Linked DNA regions of Mus musculus: region 2 is linked to region 1. Evidence: chromatin loops called from intact Hi-C (ENCODE). Cell type or tissue: heart. All regions are shown on one strand. Links, peaks and the distances in the headings refer to the core of each region. The heading gives the core; the rest is flanking DNA. Region 1 holds the start of Mxd4 (Max dimerization protein 4). Region 2 overlaps Nelfa (negative elongation factor complex member A, Whsc2).

Region 1 (5,371 bases), core at 306-5,305:
TTCCAAGTGACTCTCAATCTAAGGGAATGTCACAGACCAACACAGGCTTCTAGGTCCCCGGACTGCTGCACTTAAGAGCAGAAAGATCAGGACACACCCAGACCAAGGCCCTCCCTGTGCTCTGCTGTTGCCCACCTGTCCTTTCCTCTGCTGCTCTAAGAGCCTGGATCTGGGATCTTTTACCAAAAAATGTGTACACTCTGCCTGGCCCATCATTCTTTGACACCATCAGGGTACTAGCTCACCTATGTTCCCTCTGGCCCTGGATTCCTCAACTCTTCCAAAACCTGCTGCTAGTCACTCAGGCTGGGCCAGAGCCTCAGAATCCCTCCACAGGCCAACCAGAGCCAAGAAGGCAGTGCAGAAACCCCTTGATGTCCTCTGGAGAACCTGTCTTTCAGTTCTCTAAATGGCAGCCTGACTGGGTCTACAGGTCTGCTAGTTTATGTAGCAGGCTAGGGTCAGCAGGAACCTTAAGTATTGAGGAGTCCCCTCACCTCCTGCACCAGAGGATACTACTTGTCTTGCCAGCTCCCAATCCCTGGACTACAGGGCCACTCTAGCAGCATGTGTGTTGGCCTTTCTTGGAACTCTTTCGGAGTCCAGAGATCCCGTGGGGGGAGGGGGGGTATTGTGCCTGAGGAGAGGCCATCGTTGTGTCAGATGCTGCCTGGGCACCACCTTGATCTGACCCTTCTGCTTATATTCTCAAAGTACTTGACCCTAAAGGCACCCTCCCATGGAGTCACTGCCATTAGAGACCTAGCCATCACTCACCCTAGCCTGCTATACCAGGGCCTGTCCTTCATTTTGCCAGGACACAGAAGGTTCAGAACTGCCCTGCCACATCTGAAATCCCAGCTTCTCAACTGAGCTGGCTGAGAATAGCCTCTGAGCAGTGACTGGGGAGGGGAGGGCTGTGTCTGCCACCCTAAGGCTTCAGGTCTTGAAGGAGTACACTCTGTCCAAGGAAGCTTCAGGGGAGGTGCACCCAAGTCCAGTCAGAGAGGCCCTTTGCATCCCCTGCCCCTTGCACCCAGTTCTCCCCATCCCAGAAGAAGATGGAAGGCTAGGACCTCATCCAGGAACAGGGTGGTTAAGCAGCCCTACCCAAGTAACTGAATCTGTCTATGCCTTGGCTTCCTCGGTTGTAAAATGGAGGTCAAAATAAGGCTTCATTTACAAGGCTGGGTCAGATTCTTACTTGTGTATATGGCAGAAGCATTCAAGGGCCTCAGCTCAGGAATGCTACCATTCCTATCAGCTGTGGGTACTCCATGCCACAGGAAGCTGAGCTCCCAAACCTGGGGTTTAGGGCAGACAGAAGCCGGGTCCAGGCCATCTCACTGTGGAAGCTTGGGGCAGTGAGGCCTCCAACACACTTAAGTCCTTCTGCAAACTGTTCAAAGCAAGAGACCAGGGGCTGGGACTCAGGCCGTTGGTAATTCAACCTGTTCTTTGCCAGGCCTAGGACACCACAGAAATGGGTCCTTGTGCCAGCCTCTCTGTTTCCCAAGAACAGACAGGCCACAGGAATGAGCCGCACCCTCTGCCAAGGGGCCCTGAAGCCCCCAGCCTGCTAAGGAAGCTCTCAGACTGACCACACAGGAGTAGCTGGGCCAAAGTTAGCCCCTAGACAGTGTCAGGTGTGCCCTGGATCCCACTGCAGCCAGGAAGGTGGAACCTTTAGCAGTCCTAGCCATACCTAAACCTCAGCTTCAGGGCTTCCTCCAAACACAAGGCCAAGGCAAACAGTGTAGTTGAGCCCTGGAACTTTTGAGAGAAATAGCTCCCTGCAGCTCTTCGCGACAAAGCCAGCCCTATGCTTGTGGTTGGAGTTTCCTTGTCAATAAGCTGCGCAGGACGCTTAAGTAGCCAGAGAGAGGTCTCTGTCCAGGCTCCTGGGGATAAGGTGCTGGGTCTAAGAGCAAAGCCAGCTCCGAGAAGTGCAAGGGAGGGAGGAGTCCCCAATTAGGCCCAAACTAGGGAGTAGCGGTCGGCACCAACTGACAACTCCTCTCCGGTCTGGAAAAGTCCAGAACGGCCCTCGGCGAGCGCGGCCGCTGTACGCGTGGCACTGTTTACGGCGGCGGGGAGGCGCGGCCGCGGGAAGATGGCGACGCGCGGGCGGGGCCGGCACCTCCTCCAGGCCGGCCGCCCGGGTGCGCGCAGGACTGTACTGGGGACGCAGAGAGGACGGGGACACTCGGGTGGGGCCGACCCGAGCTGGCTTGGCACAGCGCGCGGGGGTGGGAGGTGGGGGTTGGGGGCGGTACCTGTTGTTCGGGGCCTTGCGCACCAGGCCGGCCGTCTTTGTTTTCTTCCTTGCGAAGTCGCCGTCGAAGGGCAGCACGGAGGCGTAGCCGTGCTCGGCCTCTGCGGGACAGACGGTGCGGTCAGCGGCCCCCTGCGCCCGCCCGCCGCCCGCCCACCCTGGCACAAAGGGGCGCGGGCTACCTCGGTCCCTACGCTCCAGGTACTCGGCCGCCTCCAACAGCAGCAGCAGAGAGTTCAGCTCCATCCTGCCGCCCGCGCACGGGACGGCGGCGGCGGCGGCTGCCCGGCGCGCTCCTGCCGGCTCTGCTCGCCGCACGCCCCGCGCCTGGCGGCACACCAGCCCGACTCGCGGACTCCAGCGCTGGGCCGCCACCCTCTGCCTCAGGCCCTCAAATTGACACATAAGTCGAGCAGCAGTCGACGCAGCCAATAGGTGTGGGCGCTCCGGCTTAGGGGGCGGGTTCTTGTCTAGCCTTGCCCAATAGGGACTGGCCGAACGCCTCGGGCAGAGCTGAGAATGTTGACAGATGCGAAGCTTGGCTAGGATAGGCTGGCTCCAGTAGTAACAATTTAGAAGCCCAAGCTTAGCAACAGCACGTGGTGGCCCAGCCCCAGTGCTCGCTGACTGGCGGCCATCGTGCATGTTAAGTAGGCATTGCACGCCGATTGGGCCAGAACGGTCTATGTAAATTGAGTCCGCGGACCAATGGCCAGTGACAGGGCGTGGGGCCAATGAGGACGCCCGGGCAGGACCGGTTGCCGAGAGGAAGCACTGTGTGGTGGGACTGCTGCCCGGCCTACGCGGGGGCCAGGAGGACGTGGACCGTGTCTCGGGAGACACCAGGCAGGATGCGCTGCGGACACGCGCCCTGGCGCTTTGTCGTGCCCATGCATGTCGTGCGCAACGACCTGTTGCCCGGAGTCAGTTGGTACCATAGTCTCGGTGGAGGACCAGGCTTGGGGCCTGATAGGGGCGGGCGCTGGGATCTCGCTAAAGAACAGCAAAGGACACCTGTCTCTGGCAGGAATATTGGCTTCAGGGAAGGCTAAAACTTGGAGACAGGGACGCAGACCATTGGAATCTAAAAGCCTCTCAGATGTCAGACCCAAAGTAGGCAGGATCAGCCATCAGGAGTAAAAAGGAAGGCCACCAGGGTTAAGGGAGAGGCACCAAGAGCTACTGACACTACTGAGCAAGAGGGATCCGTGAGTGTCTGTTTGCGGTGCTTGGTCTGAGGGTAGAGCCGTGCCAAGAGCCAGGCTATGGTGACAAGAGGGTGAACTCTTCAGCAAACTCCTGGCCCTAATGACCCGAGGCCCTCATGCTGGCCTATAGATGCATGGGGGACAGACAGCTCAAGATGCCCTAACACCATCCTCTGTATCCATCCTCTCCCACCCCTTGATCCTCTCTCTGTTATTAGGTTGAGGACAAAATAGCAGGCTGGAGAGTTCTGTGGGAAATAAGGTGGCTAGATAGCAGCTCTTAAAATGGAAGGAAGGTACTGTAGCAAACAACAAAGATTATTAGCATTGAATTTACTTTAGGACCAAGGTGGATGCATTGTGCACACTTCCTTGTGGCTCTCCATATGCCCAATATGCAGATAAGGAAACTTGCAGTGTCCCCTTGAAATAGAAAGATGGAGATTACTGCTCCCACACCCAGAGCTGTTAACAATCTGGGAATGTGGAAACCAGAACCACCTCCCTCCCAGCCTGGGTGTGAGCCACAGATGTCTGACCTGTGGGGCAGGATTAAGAATAACAGGTGCTCTGATGGCGCCCTGAAAAAAACAAAAGAGGAACCTCATGCGGTCATAAACAGTCCTGTATAGACACTGAAAGAACTCCTTAGTATTGGTTGAAGTGCCTCTCTGACCAAGCCCACAATCACTCCAGGGCCAGGGCTGTCCAGAGCTGTAAAGGAGAAGGGTGTCCATCTTTCTGGAGCATTGAGGCCCATGCTCAATGCTGAGCTTTGGGCCCCTGAGCTTAGCATGCGGGCCCAGCATTTTGAAGGGTGCACCTTTGCTTTGGCAGGCTGGTGAGTTGCCTCTAAGTGCTAAGGCAAGCCTGACCTCCCCAGCCTGCTCCCTCCTCCTACTGGGATGGGATGCTGTGGTGTGTTGAAGTGGAGCACAAGAATAGCCTCCTAGCCTTGGAAATTTTTAATCTCAACTGGGGACACTAGCTCCCACCAGCTGCATCCAAGACAAAGCACTTTCCTGTGCCAGAAGTGCTCTCCCTCTCCAAGAGCATGTGAACGCTGGGAGGAGTGGGTAGTGGTGACCTGATAGGTAAAAGTCAGCTCTAGAGAAGTCCCAGGGGCAGGACAGCAAGCCTGCTGCTCAAGGAGGCTGCAGAATGAGCTGGCTTCCCAGGGGAGATCTGGAAGCCTCTGCTCAGAACAGGAAGTGGCTTGCAAGTACAAAGGGCAAGTTTGTCCCCTTTAGACCAGAGGGGTCTCTCCACCCATGGCCTTCAGATGGGGCAGGGGCACCAGCAGTGCCTGTGTGCATCTGTGTCCCAAAGTTCCCAAGATCTGGGGAAAGGAGGCATCAGGCTGGCCAACCAAGACCACCTTCCTCATCAAAGGTCACTGTGACATGCCAGGCCCATCCAGAGAAAGCTAGTGCCTTGTATAGACAGAGCCCAGACTTTCCCAATTGGAAACTGTGGAGTCCAAGGTGGTAAGAAGGAAGACACCTCCATCTTGCCACTGCATTGGCCCAAGTCCTCAGTGCCATCTTCCCTCACAAATGGTAAATTCAGCATGACCCAGGAGAAAGGACATAGAGCCTCCCCGAGTTTGGGTAGATGACCAGGGATAACAGGTCTTTGATCTGCCTGGCCTTTCCCTAACTGGCCTTCCTACCTCTGTTTCTCTGACTAGGAATGAGGCTCTAGCACCCATTTCTGGGACATTTGGAGAATTGACCAAAGAGCTTTGGGTCCAGTATGAGAAAGGGCCGCTTTACCACCACCACCACCACCACCACCACCACCACCACCACCACACACACACACACACACACACACACACACACACACACACACAAACACAGTGATGAGAAACTACTAGAAGGCTGCT
Region 2 (5,371 bases), core at 56-5,055, 260 kb before region 1:
CCACACATTCCATACATGTGTTAATATAAAAACGTACATACAATGTTACTTTTATAAGCTATGTGCTTTCAGAGCAAAATCACCAGGCACCAGTGAAGTTAAAGTAGCCCAACATGATTCGTCCGAGGATGCTGAGACAGATGCTGAAATGCTGAGACATGTAACTGTTCCAGCATCCTGCCAGGTTCTAGTGTTTCTTCAACTTTCGTATTCAGGACAACTTCAAAGTGGCCAGCCCTGGATAGTACAGCCTAACACACTGCTTCAGCCCTGAACTTTTCCAGCGGCAGATGATCCTTACAGAACCTGAACAGCAAATGCAACAGTCCACTCTTCAGGTCTTGGCCAGCATTCCAATTTCCTTTGGGTTGCCCCCAGCCAGTAAGAAGCAATCTAAAGAACACAACCTTCATTCCTAGGTGGTTATTGGTTGTTCAGTGGTTTATGGGGGTGAAAGGGAAAGAAGAGTAGATTATTGTATCTCCTATTAAACTAAAAAGGCATTAATAAAGCCGGGTGTGGTGGCGCACGCCTTTAATCCCAGCACTCGGGAGGCAGAGGCGGGCGGCTTTCTGAGTTCGAGGCCAGCCTGGTCTACAAAGTGAGTTCCAGGACAGCCAGGGCTATACAGAGAAACCCTGTCTCGAAAAACAAACAAACAAACAAACAAACAAAAAAACAAAAAGGCATCAATAAATCAAATATTTTAGATTTTTTTAGCTACCACATACTGTATATAAGATTCAACTCTTGTTGTTTAGGATTTATGTGCATATAACTTCAGCATGCAACTCATTTAAAAATGCAAAATTCTAATCTTAAAAAGTACTGTTATAAACTGTTAAGGATCATTTAAAAAATAGTAACCTATAAATAATCAAATTCTTTGATGCATTCAGAACCATACTTGTAGTCATGTTAGGTACGAGTGTAGTTAATTTCAGGTATAAGCCTTATGAAGCTTCCTGTTACATTTCAAAACAATCAACTAGAAACAAGTAAAGTTTGTTTATTTAGATATACTTTAGGTAGACAGATGATCCTCCAATGCTTAAGAAATCTGCAGAATATGTCATTTTAGATGCTTTAATAAAAAAGGCTTTTTGTGACAGTGAGACAGATCAGCTCCTGGCAGTGCCCCTAATCTCCTCCTCTGAAGATGATGGGCACAGAAGAAACTCCACTGGGAGCTTACTTCAAACGTGACAAAGCTAACCATTGACTATTTGCTGACAACACGCTGTCCAAATGATGGACAAGTACAACACATGGGAGTTGATTGTCCCACTTTGCCTAGACAAGGTGGACAGTCCCTCTAAGTTCCTGCTTCACAGGAAAGTCTGTCAAGTCTTCTGAGACTGGTGGCCCAAAGATGGGTACCCCACTGACCAAAGAGGAGCCTTGTGACTGTCCAGGTAGCCAGTAAGGCTCTGTCATCTTATAGACCATTGGCTGCTTGGTCTGCACTCCTGGTTACTCAGGTGAAACCCTGATGTATTTGAAGATGAGATTAGTGAAAGATTTATCAGTGAACAGCAGAAACCAAGGCTTAAGTTCCCTTCAGGTATAAAAATCAGGCCTCAGGTTATACTGTCCTAGTACATCCTTGTCTTACAGTTTTCCTTGTTACTAGATTCAGAAAGAGAAACTCACAAAAGAGGTGTAAAGTTTATGAAAGTTGAAAGACATAAAAGCTTAAGTTGTGAAGGCTCTAAGAAAATGTTTGGGTCTAAGAAGGTGTTTTAAGGTTCATAAATGCAAGTTAGAAAGGTTGGAGGATGTGAAAACTTAAATTGTGATTTAAAAACAATTATTTAAGGGGCTGGAGAGATGGCTTGGCTCAGCATTAAGTGCACTGGCTGCTCTTCCAAAGGTCCTGAGTTCAATTCCCAGCAATCACATGGTGACTCACAACCATTTATAATGGGATCTGATGCCCTCTTCTGGTCCGTCTGAAAATAGCTACAGTGTACTCATACACAAAATAAAGAATCTTTGAAAAAAAAATACACTTCAGGTTTCTTTCCCTTGCTCATTTGAGACAAACCCTCTACAGAACTTTAGACTCAAGATAGGACAAATGGACTGGACACTGTGAATATAATTCTAACAGTAATAGTTTGCACAATTGTCCTTACTGTATATAGTTACTGATGTTGGAGAGAAAGGCATTCCTTGGACTAAAAGGGGAAGATGTTGGGATAACCCACACATACTGTATCAAGTGGTCATGTAGGTTGTCTCTGCATTCTCACTTGTTCATTGCTGTGCCACTGGTGCCAGCCTAACAGCATATATAAATGTTTGCTGCTTCCTCACCTGCCCAAAAAAGCAAGCTGTCTTGGGGGAAGTTACATAATCCTTATATGTCAAAAGGAACACCCAGAGATGGACAGATGTTGTCCTGCTGCTGATTGGTTCAGACCAAATGTGACGTTTTGCATAATAAAGAGCTGGCAGCTAGAGCTGGGAATGAACAACCAGGCAGAGAGGAAGTGGGACAGCAGCAGAATGGAAGTAGGGCAGAGAAGTAGAACAGGAGAGCCACACAGAGAGACACCGTGGCAGGGGAGTCAGTTGAATTAGATGGGCTAGCTAAGGGACTGCCCCAGCAAACTGGCCAATCACAGTATACTACACAGATATCTGTGTCTTTATTATTGAACCCCAAGTTGGACCCCCCCAAGCCTCACAATAAAAAATAAAGTGAAACAATTTACATAAACTCTTTTTTAAAAAAGGCCTAAGGACAAAATGTAGCAAATTCTGAGAACTCCACCTGCTGTTCAGTGACAAGGTAACTGTAACAACTACAGCATTCCTAAGAATAGGAACCCAAAATATACAAAGCAGCAGTTGAGAAGGAAGAACAGGTGAATCCAGGATGTCAAGGTAGGGAGGGTCAACAGTACAAGTCCATAGTGAATACAGTACGGTTAAAAAAACAAAAAAAACAAAACCCAAAAAGCCAAATGAACCCCGATTACACAGAAAGAACGGTTACCGTCTGCTCTTAGCCCAGATCCTAGTCACCTAAAGGATTTCTATATACCATTAGCAAAAAAAAAAAAAAAAAAAAAAAAAAAAAAAAAGACATGTATGAATCTAGGATAATCATAGAACTTAATGGTTCTAAATAACTCCCCAAACCTCTAGGTTCCAAGATTTTATACTATTAAGAGTAGGCATAATGTTATTGTGCTCTATTAAACATTATCTATGTATAATTCAAATGCTGATTTCTGTGCTCCTGTATCTGGTTGCAATCCTTATTCTAAGTATCTCCTTCCTCTGTATCTTATTTTCTGATTTGTCAATAAAAGCTGATTAGCCAGTGACTGAGTAGGAGAGAGAAGGAAGGGAAGGGAGAAAAGAGAGAGGAAGTGGAGAGTCCAGGAGACTTAATGAGAAAAAACCTGGAGCCCAGAGAACCAGATCAGTACTAAAATGCAAGTACTCAGGGATTTTGGCTGGGAGGTAGCCAGATTAGTTTAGAAGATTATAATAAGTAATACTGCTCAGTTGTTGTGCCCTCAGAACTTGCTAAATAAATGGGAGCTAGCTGGGTTAAGAGGAAAACTGCAACAAAGACTAAAAAGCAATTAACAATGAAGACTATTTTATTAACACCATGAGTTAAGGACATGGCTAAGTTAGATACAGTGCTTCCGGAAGTCCGCAGACCTAAGTTCAGATTGCCATAGTCACATAAAAAGTCTTGCTCAGTGGGTACATACAGTACTAGAGATGGAGACAGGGGCAGCCCAGGGCTATGCTGGCTGGCCGGTCTAGCCAAAAGGTTAGCTCCAGATTCACTGAGAAACTGTCTCATAATAAAAGATGCAGAACCACAGAGGTAGACACCTAAGCTGCAACTCTGGCCTCACACATAAATGAACATGTAAACACGAAAATGATACACATACACTAAGACACAGACTGACAGACAGAAGTGCCAGGGGCTGCAAAAAAAGCTGAAGCCATTCCTGAAGATTAAGTGAAGGGTTTGCCCTGTGTGTCACACATCAAAACACACTAAAGGGACAGTAAGTAGCTTGGCTGGTTATCAGCAAGACACACAAATGACTCAAAAAAAAAAAAAAAAAAAAAAAAGAAGGCAGGAGCAGCAGGGCGGAAAAGCTAACCATTTGCAGGTGGTGCTGGACCATCACAGCCACCTGTAAAACTGAACTCAGCTTCACACTGAGAAACAGACAGACAGACAGACAGACACATGGAGACCACAGGCACCTCACCTCAAAAATGGAGTACTTCCTGAACAAGGCCATTCAGAAAGCTAAGCCATAGCTGGGAACTAGGACAGTGGTGAGCACCAATTAAAGAGTATTCCTCCAAAGCAACAAGTCAGGAAAAGAAAAGACAATCCGGGTCAAAATGGGTAACTCACACACAAAAAGAAAGCTAAGCAGCAGAACAAGCAAATAGTACAAAGTTCAACCAAACAATCCTACTAATATCTAAATACCTGACCTACTTGTTTTAGTGAGTATAATTCAATAAAACCATTTTGAAAGGCCACCTGGTATAATCCTACTGTCACCTCCAATGTTACTTCTAGAGTTCACATGAACATGTATTGTATCAGTCACAACAGAACAAACATGAAACAGAAAAACACAAACACACACACACACACACACAAAATGAATGAGAAAAACCAGCCACAACCTAATCGTCCATTTGCTGTCTGCTTGAAGAATGGAACCCCATAATTCGGAGTAAATCAAACTGTCTGCAACAACTTGGATGAATCTGTCCAGGTGTTTACCAACAGAAGACACACCCACACCACACGGAAAATGAATATAACGTGGAAACCTGTTGCCGTATTAAATTCAAATGAGGCAAACCCCAAATACTCGTGTGTGCTAGGAATGCACACACGATTGATAACCCTGCCAAAATAAAACCAAAAAAAAAAAAAAAAAGCCTCCTGCAGGAAAGAGGAATGGAGGTGCTTTGGAGGGACCAGCCTTGTTTTCATGTGTGGAGATAACAGGAGTCATTTAGCTAGCTCTCAGTATTTTTTAAACCGAATAAATATGCAGTTTTGTGTATATGGTATAGTGCAGCAATAAAAATTAATGATATAAAAATAATACAATAACTGGAAATGTTTAAAAACTAAGGTAACTCGGTGTTTTTAGCTGCTATCAGATGTAGTGGCCCAGACCTCCAGAGATTGAGACTGGAGGATACCAAGTATGAGATCAACCTGGGCTACACAGTGAAACTATACATATATTATTTGCGTATGTATTTGCAAAGCATAGTATAAGTTAGAGAGATGCAATGTGGAACAAGAGTACACTGAAAAGAAGCCACAGAATAGCCGGGCGTGGTGGCGCAC

What was found. A loop is a pair of places that touch in the nucleus more often than their neighbours do. Peaks named below come from ENCODE experiments on the same cell type or tissue, not always from the same donor. Only the 100,000 strongest peaks of a DNase experiment are listed, where the experiment ranks them.
Region 2: it touches region 1 in a loop (2.3-fold over the local background); 2 of 42 quality-filtered maps call a loop at or near these places.

What each region holds. Positions count from the first base shown.
Region 1 is chr5:34,185,053-34,190,423 of GRCm38, forward strand. It overlaps Mxd4 (Max dimerization protein 4), which reads right to left and starts at 2,658. Exons shown (of 6, transcript NM_010753.2): 1 at 2,458-2,658; 2 at 2,277-2,376. The coding sequence starts at 2,521. In heart, for the core only: no CTCF peak of the experiment used is centred there; DNase peaks (open chromatin) are centred at 1,519, 2,199, 2,799, 4,689 and 1 weaker place; H3K4me3 peaks cover 3,414 bases; H3K27ac peaks cover 2,351 bases.
Region 2 is chr5:33,930,176-33,935,546 of GRCm38, forward strand. The region is part of intron 1 of Nelfa (negative elongation factor complex member A, Whsc2); the gene reads right to left. Among named protein-coding and RNA genes, the nearest start is that of Nelfa, 3.4 kb to the right of the region's middle. In heart, for the core only: a CTCF peak has its summit at 1,952 (motif pointing left); no DNase peak of the experiment used is centred there; H3K4me3 peaks cover 789 bases.